5 separate regions of the Homo sapiens genome follow, and regions 1, 2, 3 and 4 are each linked to region 5. The links are chromatin loops, found by intact Hi-C in ENCODE. Cell type or tissue: PC-9. All regions are shown on one strand. Region 1 overlaps PPP1R15B (protein phosphatase 1 regulatory subunit 15B). Region 2 overlaps PIK3C2B (phosphatidylinositol-4-phosphate 3-kinase catalytic subunit type 2 beta). Region 3 overlaps REN (renin). Region 4 has its middle 8.9 kb from the start of LINC00628. Region 5 has its middle 21 kb from the start of NFASC.

Region 1 (5,000 bases), 400 kb after region 5:
ATGTATATTAGAATCACAATTTCATATATAGTGATAGCATATTGAATACAAAGGTTTTTAAAATCTTAACTACAAAGTTTCTTAGAGTAACACAGCTTTAAAAATACTAATTTTGCTATACTTTGTTTACTAAGTAACTTTTTCTCTTCTGTATTGTTATTGCCAAAGTAATGATACAAAAATAGTACAACATGTTGATTTAAAAGTTGGAAAGTGAAAAAAATTTTTAAAAGGAAAAAGAATAGAAGTAAGCAAAAATATTGTTAAAGCCTTTATGCAGTGATAAAAACAGTGACTTCCAGGGATATAGTGGTTATTTTCAGAAATATTTTGCTTGTCATTTTGAGGGAAAAATATCACAGAACTGTATTTCCCTAAGGATTAAAAAATAGCAGGGGTTAATAACAGCATGAAAAATTCAATTCCCTATCTGGATTCATTTTATTAACACCAAAAGCCAAGGGCTGGTGGGGGATTGGGGGGGGCAGACGACTGTGTGTGTATATTATGCAGATATAGATAAATGAAGTATATATAGATGAAAGATATATATCTCTATATGAAATATTTAGGTGACATTTGTTCACTATTTTATCCAAATGCCATCTAATCTGAACTTTTTTTTTTTTGAGACAGAGTTTTGCTCTTGTTGCACAGGCTAGAGTGTAGTGGCGCGATATTGGCTCACTGCAACCTCCACCTCCCAGGTTCAAACTGTTCTCCTACCTCAGCCTCCTGCGTAGCTGGGATTACAGGCATGTGCCACCACGCCTGGCTAATTTTTTCGTATTTTTACTAGAGACAGGGTTTCACTGTGTTGGTCAGGCTGGTCTTGAACTCCTGACCTCAGGTGATCCGCCTGCTTCCGCCTCCCAAAATGCTGGGATTACAGGCGTGACAGAACTTTTTTTTTAACTTCAAATATAGCTGGGACCAAATATTCCTAATAATAATATGTTATTCTTAGTTGGGAATATTCTGAAAGAATTGGTAGCATAAAGGGTTATTGACCTCAATGCTGATTGTAAGATCCTAGACAGTTATTAAAATTAGTCTTTGTTTTTGTAGGTAACCTTCCTTGAAGAAGTTACTGAGTATTATATAAGTGGTGATGAGGATCGCAAAGGACCATGGGAAGAATTTGCAAGGGATGGATGCAGGTTCCAGAAACGAATTCAAGAAACAGAAGATGCTATTGGATATTGCTTGACATTTGAACACAGAGAAAGAATGTTTAATAGACTCCAGGGAACATGCTTCAAAGGACTTAATGTTCTCAAGCAATGTTGAGTTGGCAGCCTGTAGTCCTAGCTAGCATACACTACCTCTTACCTGAGAGGTGTCTTTTAAAAACAAATCTTGGCAGCTGTCCTTTGACATTTTTTTTTTTAGAGGAAATGTAACTTGGATCTAGTTTAATTTTTTTTTTTGCAACATATCCCACTCAGAAACATTCAGGTTTGAAGCCAGCCCTGATAATGAAGGATGAACTAGTGTGATTTCTAATCCTCCCTTTTTTGATTTAGTTGGATGTGCTTTTAAATGTCCTTTGCCTGCATGAGGTGGAAAGGGGACCTTTTTGAGTTGTCATTTTGCACTTTCAAAACTTATTTTCTTGGAAAACAATATTTATAGGGCTTAAAGCCCATTTTCATTTCTAATCTAAATTATGTGTGCCTATCTGAAAACTTTGGGCTCTTTCTTGTTTCTTTCCCAAAATTCAGAAGTTAATGGGCTTTTATGTTTTTCTATATTTTTTTTATTTCAATGATTTGGCCTGTCTATGTTAGGCTAAAAAATAACCTTGTGTATGCTACCAACTTAAAGTGCATTATTTTGTGTCACTTTTTTTTTTCTTGTAAAAATGACTTGGATTGAAAATATGTGGTAGCCTTTTTATTTCTACATTAAGTTCTACCTAGGATATTTCCAAGGACTGCCACAAAACCCATATGTGCAGTACTTTACTACTTTGGGAAAGCTGCATCTTTCTACCACATTTTAACATCTAATATATTTAATTTCTTTGAAGAGGGTTCTGTGTACGTTATTGTAGTTCCCAGTTTAATATAGTTCTTTGTATCTCTTAACAGGTTGAAGTTATTGCAAAACACTCTGGAAAGTAATAATTACATCATAATCATTTATTTTTTAAACTTAAAAGCCTAGAAATTTCCTAGAAAGAAAATAGGAGACATCTCAGAGCAATTTGGTTTTGGTGTATATGTTCTCAACAGAAAACCAGTGTTAATGAATATCATGCCTCAGCACTGTCACTTTTAAAACCTGTCAGGATCCCACTGTAAAATTGGAAATGGGCAGTTCTGAATTTTCACGTTTGAAATGTAAAATATAAACTTCAGTCAATATCCAGGTTTATTGTGTCCTACTATTTAATAATGAGAGAAGTAATGGCAAGGCCTTTACTTTCAGGAAAGGATAGAAGTATAGATTAATGACTGGAAAGTTTTAATATATTTAGCCCAAAGGTTACTTTGAATTGAAGTCTTTGCATTGACTGTTTGTGTTTGGTTTATTTGTTTAGCTTTACAAGGTACACATAAGTTAGGTTGAGGGGTTGTTAACCCTTCCGTGGTCTGCTTTCATTCCGTGTGCTTCCTGTCACAGGTAATGGAAAACATAAGTAGAATAGGTGACCTCTTAGTTTTGAACTTATTTAAGTGTGGGGATGAATTTTTCATCAGAAGTGCTTACAGGGTTACTACCTCAGTTTACAATCTACCTGGTCATTATTTTATTTCTATCCAGTTCTAAGAACTGCCTCCACTGTTTATATATTCATAATTAAACACATTGAGAATGCAACACTATAAAAGCTGGTCAAATTTTTGCAGAGCCCTTATTCTGTGTGTTTTTTGTTTTTTTCTTTTTTTTTTGAGACAGAGTCTCGTTCGGTCCCCCAGCTTGGAGTGCAGTGGCGCGATCTCGGCTCACTGCAACCTCCGCCTCCTGGGTTCACGCGATTCTCCTGCCTCAGCCTCCCGAGTAGCTGGGATTACAGGCACACACCACCACGCCCGGCTAATTTTTTGTGTCTTTTTAGTAGAGACGGGGTTTCGCTATGTTGGCCAGACTGGTCTTGAACTGCTGACCTCGTGATCCGCCCGCCTCGGCCTCTCAAAGTGCTGGGATTCTGTGTGTTTTGTGCACCTCCACTTTAGGTAATCATAGGGAGCACATTTACAGGATGGTCTAATAACATGAAAACAGGCTAGTTTCAAGCAACAGCAATGTCGGTTGGAAAGCAGGCGTCATTTGCCTTGAAAAAAGCCTTTTGACAACATACAGGCATTCTTTTAAAACCAGGCTGAAACATTTTATTTCCGAGACTTAACGTTGTGTTTCCTGTTTCTTAAACCTAGCACCTCTGTGTATTTGAAAATAATGAGACATCTTTCATTGGATTTTGGAAAATTGTTCCCCATGGGATTCTAACCTCACTACCAAATGAGTGAAAGCTTGATTAAGAGTTCTTCCATATACTAGCCTCCTTGGAAGAAGTGATCAGAAGGTGATAAGAAGGACAGAAAGGACTATTTTAAAGTTGGACTGAAGGAGAAAAAAGCAAAATTCTTGTTTCATCCCAATTCTAGTTAGAACAAAGTTAAACCCCCGTAATCTTAAAGAGAAAATCTTTGGAGGTTTTAATTAAACATTTTATACATTTAAAGTCTTGTTAATGGTGCTTTAAGTGTCAATGTAGCATGTAAAAGGCTTTGTACAGACAGGTAAAAGTTCCATTTCTGAGTGATGAAATGTAACACTTCTTCATCTTTAACTTGAAATCAAAACTATCAGATTTTATTTTTGTATAATTTAAGGAAGGTAAAGTTAGGGGACTAGAAGACTCTAAATTGGCTTCTACAGATCAATAATTTAAATGTAACTAGTTGGGATTTTATAGTTAAAATTATATTTGTGTATATAACATAACTAATCTGTAAATTGTAATAAATATATTTGCAATTATTAAATGTTAAGTGATATTTTGGTTCAACTTTATATTATATGTATCATAGTATTTTACAATGGTTTTGGAATTACTAAGCAGGATTAGTATAATTGCAAACAACATTTTAGTAATAGAAGAACTTGGTTCTTGCAGTATTATGAGAGGCCCTTCTAAGAAACTGAAGATTTGATTCTGAAATTGGCCCTAGCTTTTCAGTTTTGCTGCAAAGAAAATTAAACTGGGTATTCACAGAAGCAATAACATTCAGATGCTGGGCTTAGCCTAGTGCTTAAGTAGCAGGGAAATCTCTGTTTTGTGCATTATTATTATTATTATTTTTTGAGACGGAGCCTCTGTCACCCAGGCTGCATTGAAGTGGCACGATCTCAGCTCACTGCAACCTCCACCTTCCGGTTTCAAGCGATTCTCCTGCCTCAGCCTCCCGAGTAGCTGGGATCACAGGCACCTGCCACCATGCCCGGCTAAATTTTGTATTTTTAGTAGAGATGGGGTTTCATCATGTTGGCCAGGTTGTTCTCGATCTCCTGACCTCGTGACCCTCCTGCCTCGGCCTCCCAAAGTGCTGGGATTACAGGCGTGAGCCACCGTGTCTGGCTATTTTGTGTGTTACTAATCACGATAATCATGGTATTGTAAAATCATGATGATCTCTCATTTACAAAAGTGGGCCAGGTATGGTGGCTCACGCCTGTAATTCCAGCACTTCGGGAGGCTGAGGTGGGAGGATTGCTTGAGGCCTGGAGTTCAAGACCAGCCTGAGCAACATAGTGAGACACTTTCCTCTACAAAAAAAAACAAAAAAACTGGCCCATGGTGGCGCACACCTGTGGTCCTAGCCTATAGACCCAGTTACTGGGGAGGCTGAGACAGGAGGGTTGCTTGAGCACAGAAGTTCAAGCCTGCAGTGAGCTGTGATTCCACCATTGTACTCCAGCCTGGGTGATAGACTCTGTCTCAAAAAATAAAGTCAGATGGAATCATGCTTTAATACTAGATATATGGATCA
Region 2 (5,000 bases), 370 kb after region 5:
TTAGGATGTTGGTACTATTGGGAGTCCCCTTTTACAGAGGAGTAAACTGAGGTGTAGATGGGACATGTGACTTACCAGAGGTCACACAACTAGTAAGTTGTGCGCAGAATGAACTAACAGGATGGGAGGTTAAGTGCTGGAGCTGAGGTCATAACAAACTGAATTGGGATGATGACTATTTAACAAGAGAAGGAAGGAAATTGGGTTTCTGGGAAATCCGGAAGAAACAATGAGCAGGTCTTGGGTGGACCGGCAGCAGCGGGGAGGCAGCATCTTGGTCTGAAGTGGAGAGGTCGTTTTCCTTTCCTGGCATGGGCCACTCTGACCCTCGTCACTATCTTTTCACCATGGCAGGACTGTTCCTACTTCAACTCCAATGCTGTCCCCCTCAAACTCTCCTTCCAAAATGTGGATCCCCTGGGTGAGAACATCCGTGTCATCTTCAAGGTGAGAATACTTTACTCAAGCCTGGTGGACCAGGGTGGGAGAGAGAAGGAGGCAGCCTAGAGTGGCATTAAGTAGCCCCTGGGTGGTTCTCTTCCCACTGTTCCATGCTGTCTTAATGTAGGAAAGATGATCAGGTGAAAAAGGATTTAGATGAATTCTGCATGGCCCCAGAGGCCTAACAACAGAGTGTTAGGTATAGGGAGGCAACTGGCAGCTCAGTATCCCGAAGTGCTTTCTAGGAGGCAGAGCTCCCTCAACAATGGGTTGGGTAAGGTGGTGATCCGCTTGTCCCTTGGGTATTCAGGCAGAGGCTGAATGCCATGTGGCAGGGCTGCTGAAGAGGAAATTAATATATCAGGTGCAGGTCCAACTAGATGAACCCTAAGGTCCCTTCTAACTCTGATGTATCCACAATTCTGAGAAGTAAATGATAGTCTCAGAGCATATAATCTAATGGGGGAGACAAAATACATGCATGTGACTTAGTAACTTATATATTTGCTATGCGCAAGTTCCAAATCCAAAGTCTAAACGTTCAAGTTTAAAAAAGGCCTGATGGCCTGGGTGTGGTGCCTCATGCCTATAATCCCAGCACTTTGGGAGGCTGAGGCATGCAGATCATTTGAGGTCAGGAGTTTGAGACCAGCCTGGCCAAGATGGTGAGACCCCATCTCTACTAAAAATATATATATATATATATATATAAATTAGCTGGGCGTGGTGGCAGGCACCTGTAATTCCAGCTACTTGGGAGGCTGAGGCATGAGAATCACTTGAACCTGGGAGGCGGAGGTTGCGGTGAGCTGAGATCGTGCCACTGCACTCCAGCCTGGGTGACAAAGTGAGACACTGTCTCAAAAAAAAAAAAAAAAAGGCCTGATGGTCAGAGGGGCTGCATGCAGAAGCAGACCGTGAATTTAATTCAGATGGGGCCATGGGATTGCAGGACAAGCTGGAACAACACATGGGCAAACTGGGAAGCTTCCTGGGCCATCTTTGACCTGGTGTGAGCTGAGTGAGCAGGTCAGGGGTGTGAGGCTGGGGAACTCCCTGTCACTGTTAGTTTAGGGCCAAGGTTGAGCACTTGGGAGACCTGAGAGCTGGGGAGGTAGTGGAGATTAGATCTGGTCACTTTCTCCCTCCATCCAGTGTGGGGACGACCTTCGCCAGGACATGCTAACGCTGCAGATGATTCGCATCATGAGCAAGATCTGGGTCCAGGAGGGGCTGGACATGCGCATGGTCATCTTCCGCTGCTTCTCCACCGGCCGGGGCAGAGGTCAGTTGGGAGTAGGGGTGAGGGTGGAGGAGGGGACCGCTTTGCTTATTGTCCTTCTGCCCATTGCCAACACAAACTGTGTCCTCCTCCAGGAAAGTGAAAAGGGCAAGATTATTTCATGAGAAGCTGTGGGATAGCCTTAAAAGGGAGGCATGGGAGAAGACTGTTATAAAGTAAAACAGACTTGGTGCCGTGACAGCCAAGCATATTGTGTAGACTTTGGATCCTGATTAAAACAAACCAATTGTAAGGAAATATTTTTTGGGCCAGACATGCTAGCTCATGCCTGTAATCCCAGCACTTTGTGAAGCTGAGATGGGAGAATTGCTTGAGCTCAGGAATGTTTGGGACCAACCTAGACACCTCATCTCTAATAAAAATTATAAAAAATTAGCCAGGCCTAATGGCATGTGCCTGCAGTCCCACCTCCTCGGGAGGCTGAGGCAGATGGATCGCTTGAGTCCAGGAATTTGAGGCTGCAGTAAGCCATGATGGTGCCACTGTACTTCAGACCAGGCGACAGAATGAGACCCTGTGTGAAAATATATATATAGAGAGAGAGAGAGAAGGAGAGAGACAGTTGGGGGAAGTTTGAATATAGATTGAGTTAGATTAAAGAGTGATTGTTAATTTTTTGGATGTGACAATGGCATGGTGTCTTTGTTAATTACACTTGAAATATTTATGAGTGAAATAAAGTATCTGGGATTTGCTTTAAAATACTCCAACCAAGGTGGCAGGGAGTGGAGAAATAGGGTTGTGTGATTAGCAAACAAGATTAGCAAAATGTTGACAATTTTTGAAGCTGGGTGATAGTTACATGTGAAGTCATGATACCATTCTTTTTATTCTTATATATATTTTCAAATTCCCATAGTAAAAGCTAAAAACAAAGGGAGCAGCAGCTATGAACTGGAGAGACCAAAAAGTCACAGTATGGAATAGGAAATGTGGGAATGACCTTCCTTTCTATGGTTATTCTCTTCCTGTTATTATCAGACTTAGTCCAAATGCCTTACAGCTTAATTTATAGGGAAGCATGAGCACAGTCCTTGTAGTCCTCTCCCTGCAGTCCCCTTCATTCTGGTCTGGAACGTGACCCCCATTTCTCCCCTCACAGGGATGGTGGAGATGATCCCTAATGCTGAGACCCTGCGTAAGATCCAGGTGGAGCATGGGGTGACCGGCTCGTTCAAGGACCGGCCCCTGGCAGACTGGCTGCAGAAACACAACCCTGGGGAGGACGAGTATGAGAAGGTAGGGTTGTGGGTGGGGAGTGCGTCTGGTGTGTGTGTGTGCCTGATGCCGGCACACAGCTCTTTAACCACAAGACCTGCACTTGCTCAGAGAGGACAGCTCAGCTTTGTTGGCAGAAGGACCTACCCTTTCTTGGTTGACTGGTGCCTCCAAATATCTGGGGGTGACTCACTCAAATGCCTCTTGTAAGCTGGCTGAGAAAATCCCCTGATGCTGGACTGAGAAACTTTCACTGAGTTCTCCTGGCAGATTAAGTCTTGGAGGAGGCGCCAGCTTTTGAGAGCCTATCTGTATCCCTCCCAGTTGTGGATCCTCTTCAGGTTCCCTTATGTTCTCAGAGGGTTCAGTGGTACTTTCTAGAAAAAGAGTTGGTTGGAAGAGACTTTAGAGATCATTTTATGCCAGCCCCTTCTTTTCATAGCTGTGAATTAAGATTCACTCATTCATTCCTAGTTATGGAGCTGATATGTGGCAAGGCTGTAACTCAAAGCTAGGATTGAGGTTAGATATGAGACAGAGACGAGTGAAAACAGGGCTGGCTGGTTCCTGATGAAAGAAGATTAGATTAGAAGTGGAGCTTTCCTGGGTGGTAGGGCCCTGGTAGCCTGCTAGGGTCCGTGGCCTGTTCCCAGCATCACAACTCTAGTCTCTGGGTTAATTAGGTTGAGGAAAGTAGGGACACTGGGAAGGAACAAATCACAATAACCAAACTCACAAGAGACTGGCTATAGGCCAGAATGCTAATTCGTATAATTTTAACTTCAAGGGACCCAAATACTGATTTATATTGATCAATGTACTTTATCCTGGAGGGAAAACCAGCATGGGCAGCCAAGGTATAATCAGAACATTGTTTAGTGAATGTGTAATTAGATGATCTTAAATGGCTTTCAGTGTTTGTGTTCCCCGGGGCTTAATTCCTGGCCTGCTGGGCCCTCTTTGCACTCTTCTTGTGCCAGCTCATCCTCTTATTACTTCAACTACCACCTGTATCTTGATGACCTCCGAAGCCATTCCTCTAGCCCTCTTCCCTTCCTCCAGGTGGTTCTATAGCCACCTTCTTGCTGGACTTTTCCACCTACGTTTCACCCACGTCTCAAACTCGGTGTAGGCAAAACTGAGCCTGCTGTCTCTCCTTTGCCTCTTGAAACCTGCTTTTTGTGTTTGCTATCAGTCAATGGTGTGACTCTTTCTGTGCATTTACCCAAGCCAAAGCCACGGTCTTCCTGATGCTTCCCTCTATCTCACTTCTGTACCATGCTCTGTTTATTCTTCTTCCCAGCTATCTCTCAAATCTGTCCTCTTCTTCCTATTTTGTTACCATTGATTTTGTTCAGCTCTTTGCTGTCGGTCCCCTGAACCACTGGAATGCCTCTCCTCCATCTAGAGCCAGCCTCTGCTTGATTTCAGAGGTGTTTTGTTGTTGTTGTTGTTGTTTTGAGACAGAGTTTTGCTCTTGTTGCCCAGGCCGGAGTGCAATGGCACGAGCTTGGCTCACTGCAACCTCCACCTCCTGGATTCAAGCGATTCTCCTGCCTCAGCCTCCCAAGTAGCTGGGATTATAGGCGTGCACCACCATGCCCAGCGAATTTTCATATTTTTAGTAGAGAAGGGGTTTCACCATGTTGGCCAGGCTGGTCGCGAACTCCTGACCTCAGGTGATCCACCCACCTCAGCCTCCCATAGTGCTGGGATTACAGGCATGAGCCACAGTGCCCAGCTGTTGTTTTTTTTTTTAAGTGTGGATAAGTTCTTCAAAGCCTCTGTGTATCCTAACAGATAGCATTGCACACAGAGCCTTTTATAATCCAGCCCTGCTGACTCCTGTAATCCCATCCACTGCAACCTACCATCTTATGCTAACCTATGCTCCAGCTAGGTTACTAGCTAGATCATGCGGTGGGGGCAGGGGGGGCTACTACTTTCATTTCTGCAGTACTGTAGGCAGTAATATTTCCTTTGCCTGGAAAGTCATTTCTTCCCTTCTCATTCCTCAAAACTCTGCCACTCTATGCTA
Region 3 (5,000 bases), 650 kb after region 5:
ACTGTAGAAGGAAGCTGGGCACGCGGCTCATGCTTGTAATTCCAGCACTTTGAGAGGCTGAGGTGGGCAGATCGCTTGAGCTCACGAGTTCAAGACCAGCCTAGGCAACATGGTGAAACCTTGTCTGTACAAATACAAAAATTAGCTAGGTGTGGTGGTGCAAATCTGTAGTCCCAGCTACTCGGGAGGCTGAGGTGGGAGCATCACTTCAGCCTGGGAGGTGGAGGCTGCAGTGAGCAGAGACTGACCCACTGTGCTCTAGCCTGGGTGATAGAGCCAGACCTTATGTAAAAAAAAAAAAAAAAAAAAAAAAGACTGAAGAAGGGGAAGAGACAGCATTTGAGAAAAGGCCTCACAGAGAAAGGGGTTTTCAATCTGGGGACAGCAGATATGACCAGCAGTCCTGAAGGTAGGGAGGCACACTTTAATAATGGTAATAGTTGCTAAGCCTATAAAATGCTTAGGGTGTCACAGGATCTTTTCACATGTCTCATCTCAAGTCATGCCCCCAACAACTCAGCATTCCCACTTTGCAGATGAGGACACTGAGGCTCAGGGAGGTGATATGTAAGAGGCTAAGCCTCAACACACACTGGGCCTTTTGCTTCCGAAACTGCTTTCCCTTGCTCTGAGGCTCTCGGAGAGTAATTGCTGGGTTGTGAGCACTGGGTAAGAGGATGGGTGCTTCAAAGCAGCTGCACTCCAGGATAAAGGTAGAGGAAAGTAAAAACATCTTCCCCTGCTGTTATCCAAAAGAGAAAAAGAATGGAATTGGGCAAGGGGTGGAGGGGGAATCCAGCTTTTGAAACAGTATTATAGGAATTTTGCTACCCGCTATGTGCAGAGCATCATGCGAGGCACTTGGGACAGCTGAATGAATGAGCTCCATTCTCAAGGTGAACATGTACATATACACACCTACAATTTACATTTATTGAGCAGTGGTCGCATGGTTTCATCTGCACAGTGACTCTGAGGTAGGTACTACCATTAGGCCCATTGTTAGAGAGGGGTTAATGGAGACTTAGAAGAGGCCCAGAGAGGTTAGGTAGCTTTCTCAGAATCACATAAGTGGTAAGGGGATTCAGGCATGCCCCCTGCAACCACTGTCTTCACCACCGTACGGCACCAGTTCCACAAGCTGTACAGTGTGGGCTGTGAGACCCAAGGAAAAACAGAGCTGAGGCCCACGGGAAGGTGAGGCCGGTGTGGGCTGGAGGCCTTGGGGTAAGCTTCCTGGAGGTGGGGGTACATGTTGGGCCTTGGAGGACTAAAGAACTGGGGGGAAAAGGAAGGGAAGAAGGAAAGGATTTTCTGAAAAGGAAATGGCAAGAAGTAAAGGTCCAAAGCATAGGCTGTTGTGAGTAAACAGTGGGAAATGCAACCTCTTTGGGGCCAAACCTCTGACCCTCCACGTTCCCAGCTGTGAAGTGGGAGTAATAAAATCATCCACCTTATGAGAGCAAATAAAATAATGATTGTGAAAATATTTTGGTAACAGTAACCTGTGATAGGAAGATAACAAATCATTTCTGTTACAATACCATGCTGATAGGCATAAAAGTTGCATTCATGTTCATGGGCAAAATGGGGGTAAGTAGAATGCATGGGACGCAAGAAGGATGTAGGAAGGAAAGGGTAGTGTGAGTATAGGAGGACTAGCCACTGAGAAGAAAGTAGAAGAAAGAGGGAATCTTTGTGTGTATGGGAAAGTCTATTGCAGAGTCAACTTGGGCTTCCATCCTGGGACCTTCCCGTGAACAGCTAGAGACATCTTCCTCTGGGCTTTGGCAGCCTTTATGTCGGGACCCAGGGGACCCTATATGGGAAATAGGGCCAGACACATGCTCTGAATCCCTGCTTCAACATTTCTGAGTCACCTTTGTCCCTGTGAGCCTTCATTTTTCTCATCTATAAAATGGATGACAGCTAGCTTGTTGGTGTGATTTCAGTAGCGGCTCAGTAGAGTCAGTTTCCTAGGTCTCTTTAATTCTGCCTCTCAAAGGTGATGGGAAAACATCTAGACAAGAAGCCAAGGGACCGGGACACATCTCTCCAAGGACGAGGTGCATGGCGCTCTGAAGATGCTGGCATCTCTCTAGGCCCAACCCAGCTCAGGGGGTCCACTCCACCACAGCCCTGGCTGGGTGCCTGTCCCCTGGTATCCTGGAGACCTTGCAGCTGCTGTGGGCATCTGCTGCCACCTAGCGGCCTCCCATGGCACTGTCTCCCCGCCAGCCCCTAGTTTTGACAGGGGCACTCCCTGGCATTAATCTCTTCAGAGGGAATGTCTGTGCCTGTTTCCTGTCTGTCCTCCCGCCAGGTGGAGTTCCTTAAAGGCAGTCATGATCATTATCTTTCTAGCTCCAGTGTCCAGCACAGTGAGGCACAAAGTAGTTGTTCAGCAGGTGATTACGGAATAAATGAATGAACGGACCAATAAACAAATAGCCTTGTCTAATCAAAATTAGGCAACAGAAGGAAGTCACTTCAGGGTTATTTAATCCCCGGGCAGCTGACTCCTCTAAATTGACTCTTGACAAGAAGTAACTCTTATAAATGCTCCAGAGGCCCTCAGCGACAGAGGTGATTTCCAGGTGGCTGGGCTAACGTTAAAGGTGGTTGTACTAAAAGCAGGGGTTTGGCCTCAGGGACTCCACCACTGTGGTGGAGGTACAGCACTTTTCTATTTTTGCTTCCTCCACCCTGGGCCAGGATCTTCCTCAAGAGAATGCCCTCAATCCGAGAAAGCCTGAAGGAACGAGGTGTGGACATGGCCAGGCTTGGTCCCGAGTGGAGCCAACCCATGAAGAGGCTGACACTTGGCAACACCACCTCCTCCGTGATCCTCACCAACTACATGGACGTGAGTGCTTGGCTCAGCCCCTCGCTCCCTCCCTGTCTCCTTTCCCTCATGGACCTAGGGCTTTCTTTGCTGCAAGACTCACCCTTTCCAAGCTGTGTTTGACGAAGGCGCTGAGTAGCACGTGAGCACCCTAGAAAATTCCCATTTTCCAGCTGGAAAGCCTGAGCACAGAAGACAGGAAGGCATCCAGGGGCCATTCAGGGGCAGGGTTAGGTTTGGAACTCAGCCCAGGCCTCAAGCCAGGTGTCACAGGTGGGTGGGAAGGGGTGTGTGACTCAGGTGGGGGTTTCTGTGACCTGGCCCAGCACAACCTGATGGCTTCCTGCCCCAGAGGATCCTCAAGAGTCAAGTTTGCTTCCTGCTTCATTCTCAATGTTTTGATTTTGCCCTCTTGTCTTACTGAGACTCCCACTTTCTGGGATGCCATGGGGAGATGCTAAGCCTCCTACCAGTTCCTGCAGGAAAATGGAAACCCCGAGAGGCTATAGGACCTCGCCTGGGCCAAGTCTCACACCGAGAGCCAAGAGTGAAGCCAGGCAAGACCCCAAGACCCAAGGTCCCCTGAGCCCCTCCAGCCCTCTCTTTTTACCCCCACAGACCCAGTACTATGGCGAGATTGGCATCGGCACCCCACCCCAGACCTTCAAAGTCGTCTTTGACACTGGTTCGTCCAATGTTTGGGTGCCCTCCTCCAAGTGCAGCCGTCTCTACACTGCCTGTGGTGAGACCTAAGACCCACAGTGCCTCTCCTCCATCCCCCTGCCCTACTGTGCATGAGCAATCCTGCCCAACACCCAGCTCCCATCCCTCTTGCCACCAAGGGAGTGGCTTCCTCTCTGCCTCTGTGCCCACTGACATGTAGGGGAGAGGGGAAGATGTCTCCCGTTTTTCTGATACAGCCACCAAGGTTAAAAACAAAAAAAGGTCCAAGAACCCCTGAGCACCCAGAAGGCCACTTCCCAGTCTTCCTGAGATTGAGACAGGACTGAATTCTCAAACCCATCCCAGGCACTCGGAACTCTTCCATCCCTAGTCTTAATCAACAACCTCTTACTAGGCACTTACTCTGTGCCTGGCATCTTCTCTGGTGTTATCAGTGTTAGTGATTACTTTAAATTCCTTCATTTAGGACAAAATTCTCGATGTATGGGCACATTAGGAGAGCCCAAGAAACCCAGTCCTTGATTGATGAAGCACATATTCCAAGCCCCCTGACCCTAGGGCCACTCATCCCTGCACCTAAGCTAACCAGCCATACCCACAATGCACCCTGCCTCTGAGTCCCCCTGTCTGGGCCACTCTTGGACAAACCTGAGCCTCTGTCCCCCTGCCAGTGTATCACAAGCTCTTCGATGCTTCGGATTCCTCCAGCTACAAGCACAATGGAACAGAACTCACCCTCCGCTATTCAACAGGGACAGTCAGTGGCTTTCTCAGCCAGGACATCATCACCGTAAGTTGGGCCGCCCTAGGTCATCTGCCCCGGACCCCTTCTGTCCCCAGGCCTCTCCTGACCCTCCAGGGCCCACACCTGCGGGGAGGTACACTGCAGCCCACTTGGAGCCTGGGGAGCTGAGGAACACCCTACTCTGCCACATCTGGCTGTTGCTGCAAAGCAGCAGTACCTATGGGGGAGCAAGCCTGGGCTACGGGCTCACCGTTGGGTGGTTTGTGGATGTTTTTGCATCTAACTTGCATGTAGGGCTTGTCCTGAGCCCCGTGGCTGCAGTCAAGTAACTCGTCCAAGTTCACCAGCTCTGACTGGGCTACACCCTAGACTGAAATCCAGGGTCAGAGTCAGGCTGAGTTTTAGGGTCAGGCATAGGTTTTAAGGTCACAGTTGAGGTTGACTCTGGGACTCAGGTCAAGGCCTGCTTTTCTTTTCCATGTGGCCCATGTCTGACCGTTTCCTCATCCTGGAGTTTCTCAGGCCCTGCTCCATCAGAGTTAGGGGAGGGGCACACGTGGCACCTGAGAGGAAATCAGGGTGATTCCTGCCTCCCTTCCTTTTTCTGTGAACTCAGATATAAAGGAGGGAGAAGGGCAAGCTTGTCTGTGCTAAAGAAACCCTTCGCCCATGATAAGGGTGGGGGCCAAGACCCAGTCCTGCCAGGCACGAAAGTCTGGCCACTGG
Region 4 (5,000 bases), 430 kb after region 5:
AGCCATGTATGATTTTCATTTTAATCTATCAACCCTCCTTCTCTCTTCTAGGTAATTGTTGAACCAATAGCTGCTTTTATTTGGGTTTTCTACTCTTTTTCTACATGTCTTTAGCTCTTTTGCTAAAATGTCGTTACTAGCAGTATCAATACTAATCATAACTAATCATAAACAAGAACTAGCATGCAAAAAGTCACTAGCGAGACTAGACCACAGTTAGGGAAATATTTTCGAACGTGATTTCTTATTTCAAATGAGTAATAAACATTTACAAATCTGAGCCACTGGCCTTTTCTCATCTAGGTAAATGTCCCCAGGAACCCCAGGCTACATTAGACATTAAACAAGACAAAAATCTCGTGGAAAAATAGATCAAGAGGCGCTCGAAGAAGACAGTAGTGTAATACATGTTTTCAAATATATGTCATCTTGTCCCCTGTTTCTGCCCACGTTCAGCACAAGCAGCTGCCCTTACTGGTTGCTCAGGTTGGACTGGGAGTGCACTGATTGCTGGTATTTTCCCTTGAGGCATCTTGGCAGCAACTCTGGCCGTTTATATTCTTGGCCATCTCAGGGGCTAGGCAGGTGGCTCTGTGCTTTGTCAGTGGCGTGAGTCCTACAGGTGTTTCATATGGCTGGTGACAGGGGACTGCAGCCTGGCAGAGTCTGCTACCTTGATCTGCCAACTTTCTCCAATTCAGAAACGAAGGGGCACCTAGACCTTCATCTGTGCTTCCCAGGTGCAGCTCTGCTTCATTGTCAAATGAAGCTTTCTCTACTAGAAATTTGTAGGATCTGAGAAGAGAGAAAGAATTTGGACATCATGGGTTTCTGCGTGTCTTCTGCTTCTGGAGAATGGACTTAACTTAGATCTGGCAGCCAGGATGTTGGCAGAGTCCATTTCCAGTGTTGGAGTGCGAAGGATGTAATGAAAACAGCTCTGGCCTGAGACACTGGTGGGCAGATCCTTTTCAGCCACCACCCTTCTCAGTGACCTTGACCAGCCCCTTTCCCTTCTCTGTTCCTCACTTGCCATATTCAAAACAAGAGGATTGGACTAAATGTTCTCTGAGGCATCTCCTAGCTTTACCATCTATCAGATGTATACACTTTAAACCCTCCAGGTTGAGAATTTGGGATCTATGAGAAGGATCACAGGCTGTTTCTTTTCCCAGGAAGATCTCCCCACACACACCCTGATGTTGCTGATGGTTATATTGAGAGTGCCTCTAAATAAAGTCCAAAAGTACGGGATTGTGGTTAGAGTTAAGAGTAGTTCTCAGTTATGACCATATCAAGCATTCATCAAATGTTAATTGGTCTGGGCGCAGTGGCTCATGCCTGTTATACCAGCACTTTGGGAAACTGAGGCCGGTGGATCAGATCACTTTAGGTCAGGAATTTGAGACCAGTCTGGCCAACATGGTGAAACCCCGTCTCTACTGAAAATACAAAAAAAATTAGCCAGGCATGGTAGTGAGTGCCTGCAGCCCCAGCTACTCAGGAGGCTGAGGTGAGAGGATCACTTGAACTTGGGAGGTGGAGGTTGCAGTGAGCCGAGATCATGCCACTGCACTCCAGCCTGGGTGATAGAGCGAGACTCCATCTCAAAAAAAAAAAAAAAAAATTGTTAATTGGTGCCGCAGGCAGCTGCCAGGGCTGTAAAGATGGATAAGATGGAGTTCCTGCCCCAAGGAGCACACAGTCCAATGGAGGAGACAGATGACTAAATCAAGGATTGCATTACAGTGTGATAAGTGCTACTATAGGGTTATTCATCAGGTGCCATGACACATGGAGGATGGACATATAAATCTCTCCGGGGTAGTGTCAGGAATGGCTTCCTGGAGGAGGTGGCACATGGGTAGACACTGAAAGGATGAGTAGGAATTACCTATGTGGAATGGGGATCAAGTCTCCTGGAATGCTCACAAAACGTATGTTTGCCCAACAGATAATTGCCAGCTGTCATGGAACACATTGCTCCCTTTAAACACAGGTGTCTCTCTCATCGTCTAATTATTCTCCTGGGCCTGGCACATGGATTGGAACTGTATGTACCTAACTGGAGCCCCAGTGGCAGATCCGGAGTAAGCTGGGAAAGCCAAATGGACTTCAGCATTTTTTCTTTCTTGAGACAGGGTCTCGCTCTGTTGCCCAGGCTGGAGTACACTGGCAGGATCATAGGTCACCGCAGCCTCGACCTCCCGGCTCAAAGTGATCCTCCTGACAGTGTTCTGAGTTGCTGGGACTACAGGCTCGTGCCACCAGATCCAGCTAATTAATTATTATTATTATTTGTAGTGACAGGGTCTTGCTATGTTGCCTAAGCTGGCTAACTTTGATATAGACCCTGAGATAGCAGAACTGTGGGCTCCAGCAATACTGCTTTTGGTATGCCAGTATGAAATGCTTGCAGTCTGCATTCTGTACACATAACACATTCCCTTCTCTCTCCATTTTTCTTCCTTTTTCCTTTTCCATTTCTGGTGCAAGTTAGGGGGAATGGAATGGAGGGACATAAACGCTGTTGGTTTCTGAGTATTTCTAAGGTCTCCCTGTGATTCTACTTAGTCATGGCAGACTTCTTGGAGGAGGTGCTGGGAAAGAAAGGTAAGGACTAGCTCGACTAATCAGGCTGGCATCTGAGCTAGGAGAGGCTCCCCGGGCCCCTCGCTGCTCACAGCCCCGCCACGCTTCCGTGCCTTTGACCTTTGTTCCTCTCCTAACCTCCCACCAAGTAGAACCAGGTTTAATCACTTCCCCTTTTCCGTTCAGTGGCTGGACATGTCCACCAGGTTCCTGATTCAAAGCTCTTTTAGTCAAACTGGTTCTCTGCGCGGTGCGCCTGGACTGGGGGACTTGGCGCTGCCGGCGAGTTCTCGGGGCTGTGAATTACCTTCCGAGGCGGCGGCGCGGCTCCGCCCCCGGCCCCGCCGGTGGTTCAAGTGCAAGATCGGAGCTGGGAGCGGAGAGGCAACACCCCTGCTCGCACTGCAACCTGCTCCCTTCGGGGAGGGATCCTCCCCGCTCCAGCTTCTGCTCTCCGGGCTCCGCCAGGCTGGAGGGCAGCAGAGCCAGGAGGAACGGAGACCCAGCGCTGCCCGTTAACAGTCCCGGCAGGAGAGGCATCGTAATTACTCACCGCGCTAATTGCCCGTCATTAAAGTTCAGGAAACGGTCCGAAGAGGAGCTCCCGAGTCGACGAGGAGGCAGGTGGTGTCTGGGGCTCCCGGCCGGCCAGGGTTAAGCGCTTGCCTGCTCCCTGCCGCCCGGCTTGAGGCCAGCGCGTCTTCAGTGGGGAGGCCAGCCACACTGCCAGGGACCCGGGAGCGACGCCGCCAGCCCGGCCGGACCCCCTCCCCCACCACGGCCTCTGGAAGGGGGCAGCAAGTGGGGGTTCCCGGGTACCAAGCCCCCTGCCCAGCCGGCGCCTGGGGGCGCAGAGAGCGAGAGGGGCTGCAGGGACACCGAGATGGCCGATGAGATTGACTGGCTGGACCTGCCCGGCCGGTGGGCCTACGGAGTTGACGGCGGTGGGAGAATCTTCTTCATCAAGTATGTTGGTCTCGCTCTTCTTTTTATTTCATTTTTTTCCATTAAGTTGCCCAACTTGAAAAGTGGCGGGGCTGGGGGCAGGCCGGAGAAGGTGGGTGAAGCGGTGGCTACAAGGGCGGGCATGACTAATAAGTTTATCACCATGCCTGTTTGAATGTGTCTCCCGCCTTTTCCTCAATGGGTCAAAGTCCAGCAAAGGCTTGGCATTCCCTCAGCTTGGAAAGGCTGGGCAGGGCAGGGGAGTGCTGCCCTTTCTCCCTCTCCCTGGTCACATGCGAGGCCTCCAGGAGGATGACTAGACCAATGCCCAGCCTGGAGTTTTTTCAGCTCCTTCCCTGAAAGGGCCAGAGGTAGGTCTTTCATTTTCCCCGAGACTTTCCTATGGGAAGACTTGGGCTAAGTGACAACATACCAGGAGATCCTGCCTCTACCACTCAGTTCCTGGCAACCCTCGCCCCAGACTCAGCGTGCCCAGGACAGCAGTTCTCCTCTCCTGTCCTGCTTCTTTATGGGGCTGTGGTCAAGAGGGAGGGGGACGATGCCCACTGTATGTTTGGCATTCTTGAGAGAGAGCGCGCCTTTGCTACTCTCAGTAATATATTAGCACTGTTATATTAATTTCATAAGCCAAAGTGGCTCTGGCATAATCTCATTATAACAAAGTGGCCCTGCTGGCTGTCTTTTGGCTCGCTTCTACTATAGTCATCTTTTGCCAGGATAGACATCTTCCAGAAATATAGCAAGTCTAGAAGCACAGCGTCTTGGACTGTTACCCACACTTGACGAGCTTTTCCTTCCTCAAGATAGCCACTTAAAAACATCGGAGCTACAAGGAATCTTAGAAACAACCCCTTCATTTGTCAAATGGGGAACTGAGGTCCAGAGATATTGAAGTACCGGTCTAAGAGAAAACCACGTGTTAATCAGAGCTGGGACTCAGCCCCGCATCTGCTGACTTAGTGCACTGCTTCCCCAGGTACCAAACTGCCTTTGCAGGGGCTCAGGCAGGCAGTAGTTTCTCTTTGGTGTTTCTAAGTTTCCACATTTGCTTTAGGCCTTTGTTCTGTAATTATCACCACCATGATCATAATTGATGTTGTAATTATATTATCTTAGAAATTAACTCCATTAAAGTTCTTGACCCTAAGTCAGATTCTTAAATAACAGAACCTCTGCAATATTAAAACTGCAGTGGCTAGAGACATTAGAGTTTATAAGAATCACCCAAGGAACTTATTAAGAAGGTGGATTCCTGAGCCCTACCTCAGGAGATTCCTATTCAGAGGATCTGGGGTAGGGTCTTAGAATGTGAATTTCCATGAGCCCCTCAGGTATACTGATGAAGTGGTTCATTCTCTTCTTTCTTCCTGATCTCTTACTTGCCATCCAGATTCTTTTCCTCTTTCATTCTACAAACATTTATTGGGCATCCACTCTTTGCT
Region 5 (5,000 bases):
CTGTTCCTAGAGACAGAGGTTATCTGACATGCTTTTTATTTAAAGATACAAATAGAAAGTAGAAAAGTGGAAAAAATATATATTATGCAAACAGCAACCACAAGAAAGCTGGGGCAGCTATACTGATTGATATAAAACAAAACACTTCAAAATAAAAAATGTCCCTAGAGACAAACAAAGGCATTTTATAATGACAAAAAGTTCAATTCATCAGAAAGATGTAAAAATTATAAACATATATGCACCTAATATCAGAGCACCAAAATACATGAAGCAAAACCTGACAGAAATTAAATAGACAATTCAACAGTAATAGTTGGAGACTTCAACATCCCACTTTCAAAAATAGACAGAACCACTGGACAGAAGATCAACAAGGAAATAGAAAACTGTAACAACACTGTAAACCAACTGAACCTAACAGCCATCTATGAAACACTCTATCCAACAACAGAATATATATCCTTCTCAAGTGCACATGGAACATCAGGGATAGGCCATATGCTAGGCCATAAAACAAGCCTTAATTGCACTCTTGGACATTTATGTCTAAGAAATAAAAACTTACGTTCACACCAAAACCTGTACACCAAGTGTTCATGGCAGCTTTATTTGTAATAGGTGAAAATTCAAAATAGCCCAGATGTCCTTCAACAGGTAGATGATTAAACAAACTATTTTTATCATGATTATTCTAAGTATCATTATTGTCATTATTATTATTGAAAAACACTTGAAAATCTCACCACTCAGAGAAGACTGATGCTGTCATTCTGGGAAGCATCCCACTACCATCTCACATGCATGTACACACAAATGGTTATATGTACACCTCCAGCAGTTCTCTATCCTTTTCCCTTCCTGAAATGATTCTCAAATGTAACCATATCTCCCAAAGGGGCATATCACACTTTCCTGGGGTGAGTGGTTGGGGAAGACTGTGGTTTATAAAATCTCTCCAGGTGATTCTGAATGATGACTCCATTCTTCAGAGAGGCACCCCACCTTCACCCCAGTACCTAGAGAATCCCTGGGCACTTTACACAGATGGGAGCATACTACACATAGGATTTTGTAAACTGCTTTTCACATTCTACATCATCCTACCTACTGGCTGCATAGTATTACATTTTTGGTTTTGGTGTACACAAGATTTAAAACTAATTCCATGTAGATATTATTTAGCTCTTTCTGTCAAAAAAATATCAAATGTTGTGGTGACCAACTTTGTATGGATAAAATTAGCACTTTATATATTCCTTTTAGTGGAATTTCTGGATCAGTGGGTTTGAACATTTTAAAATTTTAAAATAAAATTCATATGCTCTCTAGGAAGATTACGGATTTCTTTTTTATCAACACTCCTGCAACAAACAGTGCATCAGGTATTGTTTAGACTAGAGTATTCCCAACACCCTTTAGCCTTTATTTATTTTGAGACAGGGTCTTGCTCTGTCACCCAGGCTAGAGTGCAGTGGTATGATTACAGCTCACTGCAACCTCAACCTCCTGGGCTCAAGGGATCCTCGTGCCTCAGCCTCTTAAGAAGCTGGAACCACAGATGTGCACCACAACACCCAGCTAATTTTTTGTTTTTTATTTGTAGAGACAAGATCTCGCTATGTTGTCAGGCTGGTCTCAAACTCCTGGACTCAAGGAATCTCCCTGCCTCAGCCTCCCAAAGTGCTGGGATTACAGGTGTGAGCCACCATGCCTGGCCCTCCTTAACTTTTAAAATTAAGTTCCAAAGGTCTTTGACAAAATACCGCCCTTTGGCTTTTGATCTCAAGCAAAACGCTAACGCTACTCATTTACTTGTTAGGTTACCGGAACTGCCCAGAGCCTATTTTCTCCTTTTTCCTTCCAACTATCAAGGCCATTTGCTTCTCTTTGCTGCCGCCTTGTGCTAGAACAGGAGAAGTTCATTATAAGAGAAACAGCAATTGACAACCCCTTACTTCCAGGGCACAAAGGGGCCTGCAGTCAGATCCTGACAGTCTGCCCTATATAGATCTGGGCCACAGAGAGAGACAGAGCTCTGTGCTTCAGTGCAAAAGGAACTTGGTACAGAGCCCAGAGGAGGCCTTGAAGTGATGAGACTGGGCATCAGAGACCTGGATTCTAGATCCTAGATCTGAATCTGCCCCTAATTTGCTATTGGGCAAATTTGTTCTTTGTCCTCTGTTTCTTCTCAGTGAACTGAGGGCTAGATTATTGTTTTGTAAACTGTAGGTGGTGACCCATTAATGAACTGTGAATTCAGTTATTAAGTTGTGGCAAGTTTTTTTTTTTTTTTTAGAATCAAAAGTAATGGAAGTGTCAAAATACGCTATGCATACTAAGGGTAAGTATTGCTTCCTGAGTTCTTTCAACGCAGGGGTGTCCTGGACTGTTGCGTTGTAAAATGCACTGCTTACTGATGGGCTTGGTCAGTACCGTTTGAAGGCCACAGGCTCAGGGGAGCTCCAGGGTCCTCCCAGCTGGAGCTTTTAGTTGTTAGTTGGACTATTCACCATTCGTGGTCAGAAGGCCCCACCAAGTGGAGGAAGGTCTGGTGCTGTGCTGCTGAGGTCTTTTCTTTCCCTCCTCTTCTTACCTGCTCTACAGTGACAGGAAGCCCCAGGCTGTAATGCAGGTGACTGGTGAGAGTTTCCCAGTGAGCCCCAAAGCAAAAACAACACACAACAAACTACAGTTCTTGAGTCGGAATTCTCCCAGCAGGGGGCTGGCAGTGCAGGTGCAGGTGCCACTGACCCAGCAGAGGCACTAGGTGGCGCCACAGTGCCGGGCTCATCACTTCGCCGCGGCACTGCAGAGGGCAGTGGGAAACCACGATTCTGGGATGGACAAGGGGCAGCGGGGCTTGAGGTCCTGGGTACTCTGACCCGGCCGTCCTTGGGTTCCAAAAGTCTGGAGTGGAGGGGGAAGATTGTTTAACCTGCTCAGGGGTCTCTGATCCTGGAGCGGAGCTGGTGGACTTTGCGGTGGATCTAGCTCCCGGACAGCCGCAGATGGCAGAAGCTGCCATTAGGGGGCAGCAGAACACTGGTGTTGGGAGAGCGGGACCGGGCTTCAAGGGGAGGAACGCGGGTAACGGGGTCAAAGGCCTCAGGGGCACGGAGCCTCCAGAACAGAGCAGCCTCGCTTGCTCTCTCCGAGGGCTCCAAGAGGAGGACAGAGTCCAGCTTCCAAAACAGGAACCCTTCCAGTGGTGTCCTGGAGCTGGCTTATACCAGACCTGATGGTTAAATTTTCACAAAATTTGTTTAAAGCCATCGTTTAAGACTTACAATTCTTTGAGTTCCGTGTGTGTCCTGGATATTAACCCCTTGTCAGATGCGAAGTATATGAATGTTTTCTCCCATTCTGTAGGTCGTCACTTCACTCTGCTGATCATTTCCTTTGTTGTGCAGAAGCTTGTTAGTTTAATGGAATCCTATTTGCCTGTTTTTGCTTTTGTTGCGTGTGCTTTTTTGGTCTTATTCAAAAAATCCTTGCCCAGACCAATGTCATGAAGGGGTTCCCCAATTTTCTTCCAGTAGTTTCACAGTTTCGGGCCTTACATTGGTTTTTAATCCGTCTCTATTTGATTTTTGGACATGGTGAGAGATAGGGAGTCTGGTTTCATTTTTCTGCATATGAATATCCAGTTTTCTCAGCACCCTTTATTGGATAGATTGGCCTTTGCCCAATGTGTGTTCTTGATGCCTTTGTTGGAAATCAGTTGGCTGTAAGAGCATAGATTTATTCTTGGTCTCTCTATTCTGTTCTGTTGTTTTGTGTGTCTGTTTTTCTGCGAGTAAGTACCATGCTGTTTTGATTGCTATTGCTTTGTAGTGCATTTTACGTTTGTAGTATAGTCAGATAGTGTGATGCTTCCAGCCTTATTCCCCTTTTATTTTAAACAGGTGGGGTCTCACTCTTGCTCAGGTTGGAGCACAGTGGCACAATCATAAGTCACTGAAAAACTCCTGGGCTCAGGTGATCCTCCTACCTCAGTCTCCTGAGTAGCTGGGACTACAGGCATGTGCCACCACTCCTGGCTAATTTATTTTTTATTTTTTTTTAGAGATGGGGGTCTTAATGTTGCCTAGGCTGACCTCAAACTCCTAGCCTCAAGTGATCCTCCCTAAATGCTGAGATTACAGTCATGAGTTACCACACTTAATGAATTATAGTAAGTCCATGTGATAGAGTAACTATTAACACAGTGAAAAAGAATGAGATGACTTTCATAAAATGGTAAGGATGAAATCCAAGATAGATTGTAACTTAAAAAAGCAGAATCATTCCTAAAATTGAAACTACTTCTAAATATGTGCAACTACTATGTATCCATAATAATTAAAAATAAATTTAGGATTAAATAAAAAATTTAAACAAGCAAAAGTCAAAAAGAAAAACTAGTACTAGATCACTAATCAAATATTTTAAAATAAAATTGAACCTATACAAGTATCAAAAGAAAATCTGGGAGCATATTTTTATAATCTTGAAGTGTGCACAATCTAAGTATGGTTCAAGCCCTGAAGTCATAAAAGAAAAAACTGATAAGCTCAGATCATACATTTCTACTATGGTAGCAAAAACCACCATAAAAAAGTAAAAGCATGAATGACAGAGTGAGAAAATATTTGCAACATCATGAACAAATGGTTCCTTTAATGAGTAAAAGCTCCTACCAATCAGTAAGGAAAAGATCAACAAGCTGGGTGTTGTGGCACATACTTGTAGTCCAAGCTACTGGGGAGGCCAAGATGGGAGGATTGCTTGAGGCCAAGTGCTAGAGGCCACAGTGTCCTATGACTGCACTTGTGAATAGCCACTGCACTCCAGTCTGAGCAACATAGCAAGACCCCATCTCTTTAAAAAAACCAACAAGATATAGAACACTATGTGTAGTATGTGGCTATTTGCATTAAAATATAAGCTTTTATATCCCTAGAAATATCTGGAAAGATAACCCATGAGACAGGTACCAGCTTAACATGAGAAGGGAA

The links. Peaks named below come from ENCODE experiments on the same cell type or tissue, not always from the same donor. Only the 100,000 strongest peaks of a DNase experiment are listed, where the experiment ranks them.
Region 1: it touches region 5 in a loop (5-fold over the local background); 2 of 110 quality-filtered maps call a loop at or near these places.
Region 2: a loop joins it to region 5, with 8 times the contacts of the local background. A loop is called at or near these places in 26 of 110 quality-filtered maps.
Region 3: it touches region 5 in a loop (23-fold over the local background); 6 of 110 quality-filtered maps call a loop at or near these places.
Region 4: it touches region 5 in a loop (9-fold over the local background); 2 of 110 quality-filtered maps call a loop at or near these places.

What each region holds. Positions count from the first base shown.
Region 1 is chr1:204,402,382-204,407,381 of GRCh38, reverse strand. It overlaps PPP1R15B (protein phosphatase 1 regulatory subunit 15B), which reads left to right. Exons shown (of 2, transcript NM_032833.5): 2 at 1,069-4,001. The coding sequence ends at 1,290. Among named protein-coding and RNA genes, the nearest start is that of PPP1R15B, 6.9 kb to the left of the region's middle. In PC-9, no CTCF peak of the experiment used is centred here; no DNase peak of the experiment used is centred here; H3K4me3 peaks cover 2,062 bases; H3K27ac peaks cover 973 bases.
Region 2 is chr1:204,436,918-204,441,917 of GRCh38, reverse strand. PIK3C2B (phosphatidylinositol-4-phosphate 3-kinase catalytic subunit type 2 beta) reads left to right here. Exons shown (of 33, transcript NM_001377334.1): 21 at 355-447; 22 at 1,597-1,726; 23 at 2,847-2,983. Among named protein-coding and RNA genes, the nearest start is that of PPP1R15B, 28 kb to the right of the region's middle. In PC-9, no CTCF peak of the experiment used is centred here; DNase peaks (open chromatin) are centred at 3,117 and 3,947; H3K4me3 peaks cover 500 bases; H3K27ac peaks cover 4,621 bases.
Region 3 is chr1:204,159,879-204,164,878 of GRCh38, reverse strand. REN (renin) reads left to right here. Exons shown (of 10, transcript NM_000537.4): 2 at 2,716-2,866; 3 at 3,464-3,587; 4 at 4,201-4,319. Among named protein-coding and RNA genes, the nearest start is that of REN, 4.0 kb to the left of the region's middle. RefSeq lists a silencer at 1-2,713. In PC-9, CTCF peaks have their summits at 1,990 and 2,199 (motif pointing left); a DNase peak (open chromatin) is centred at 2,348; H3K27ac peaks cover 366 bases.
Region 4 is chr1:204,376,141-204,381,140 of GRCh38, reverse strand. It overlaps a transcript of PLEKHA6 not described here. Among named protein-coding and RNA genes, the nearest start is that of LINC00628, 8.9 kb to the right of the region's middle. In PC-9, a CTCF peak has its summit at 2,707; DNase peaks (open chromatin) are centred at 520, 2,800, 3,140 and 3,760; H3K4me3 peaks cover 3,741 bases; H3K27ac peaks cover 3,037 bases.
Region 5 is chr1:204,805,157-204,810,156 of GRCh38, reverse strand. No RefSeq gene overlaps it. Among named protein-coding and RNA genes, the nearest start is that of NFASC, 21 kb to the left of the region's middle. In PC-9, CTCF peaks have their summits at 1,900, 2,673 (motif pointing right) and 2,876; DNase peaks (open chromatin) are centred at 1,896, 2,746 and 3,036; H3K4me3 peaks cover 583 bases.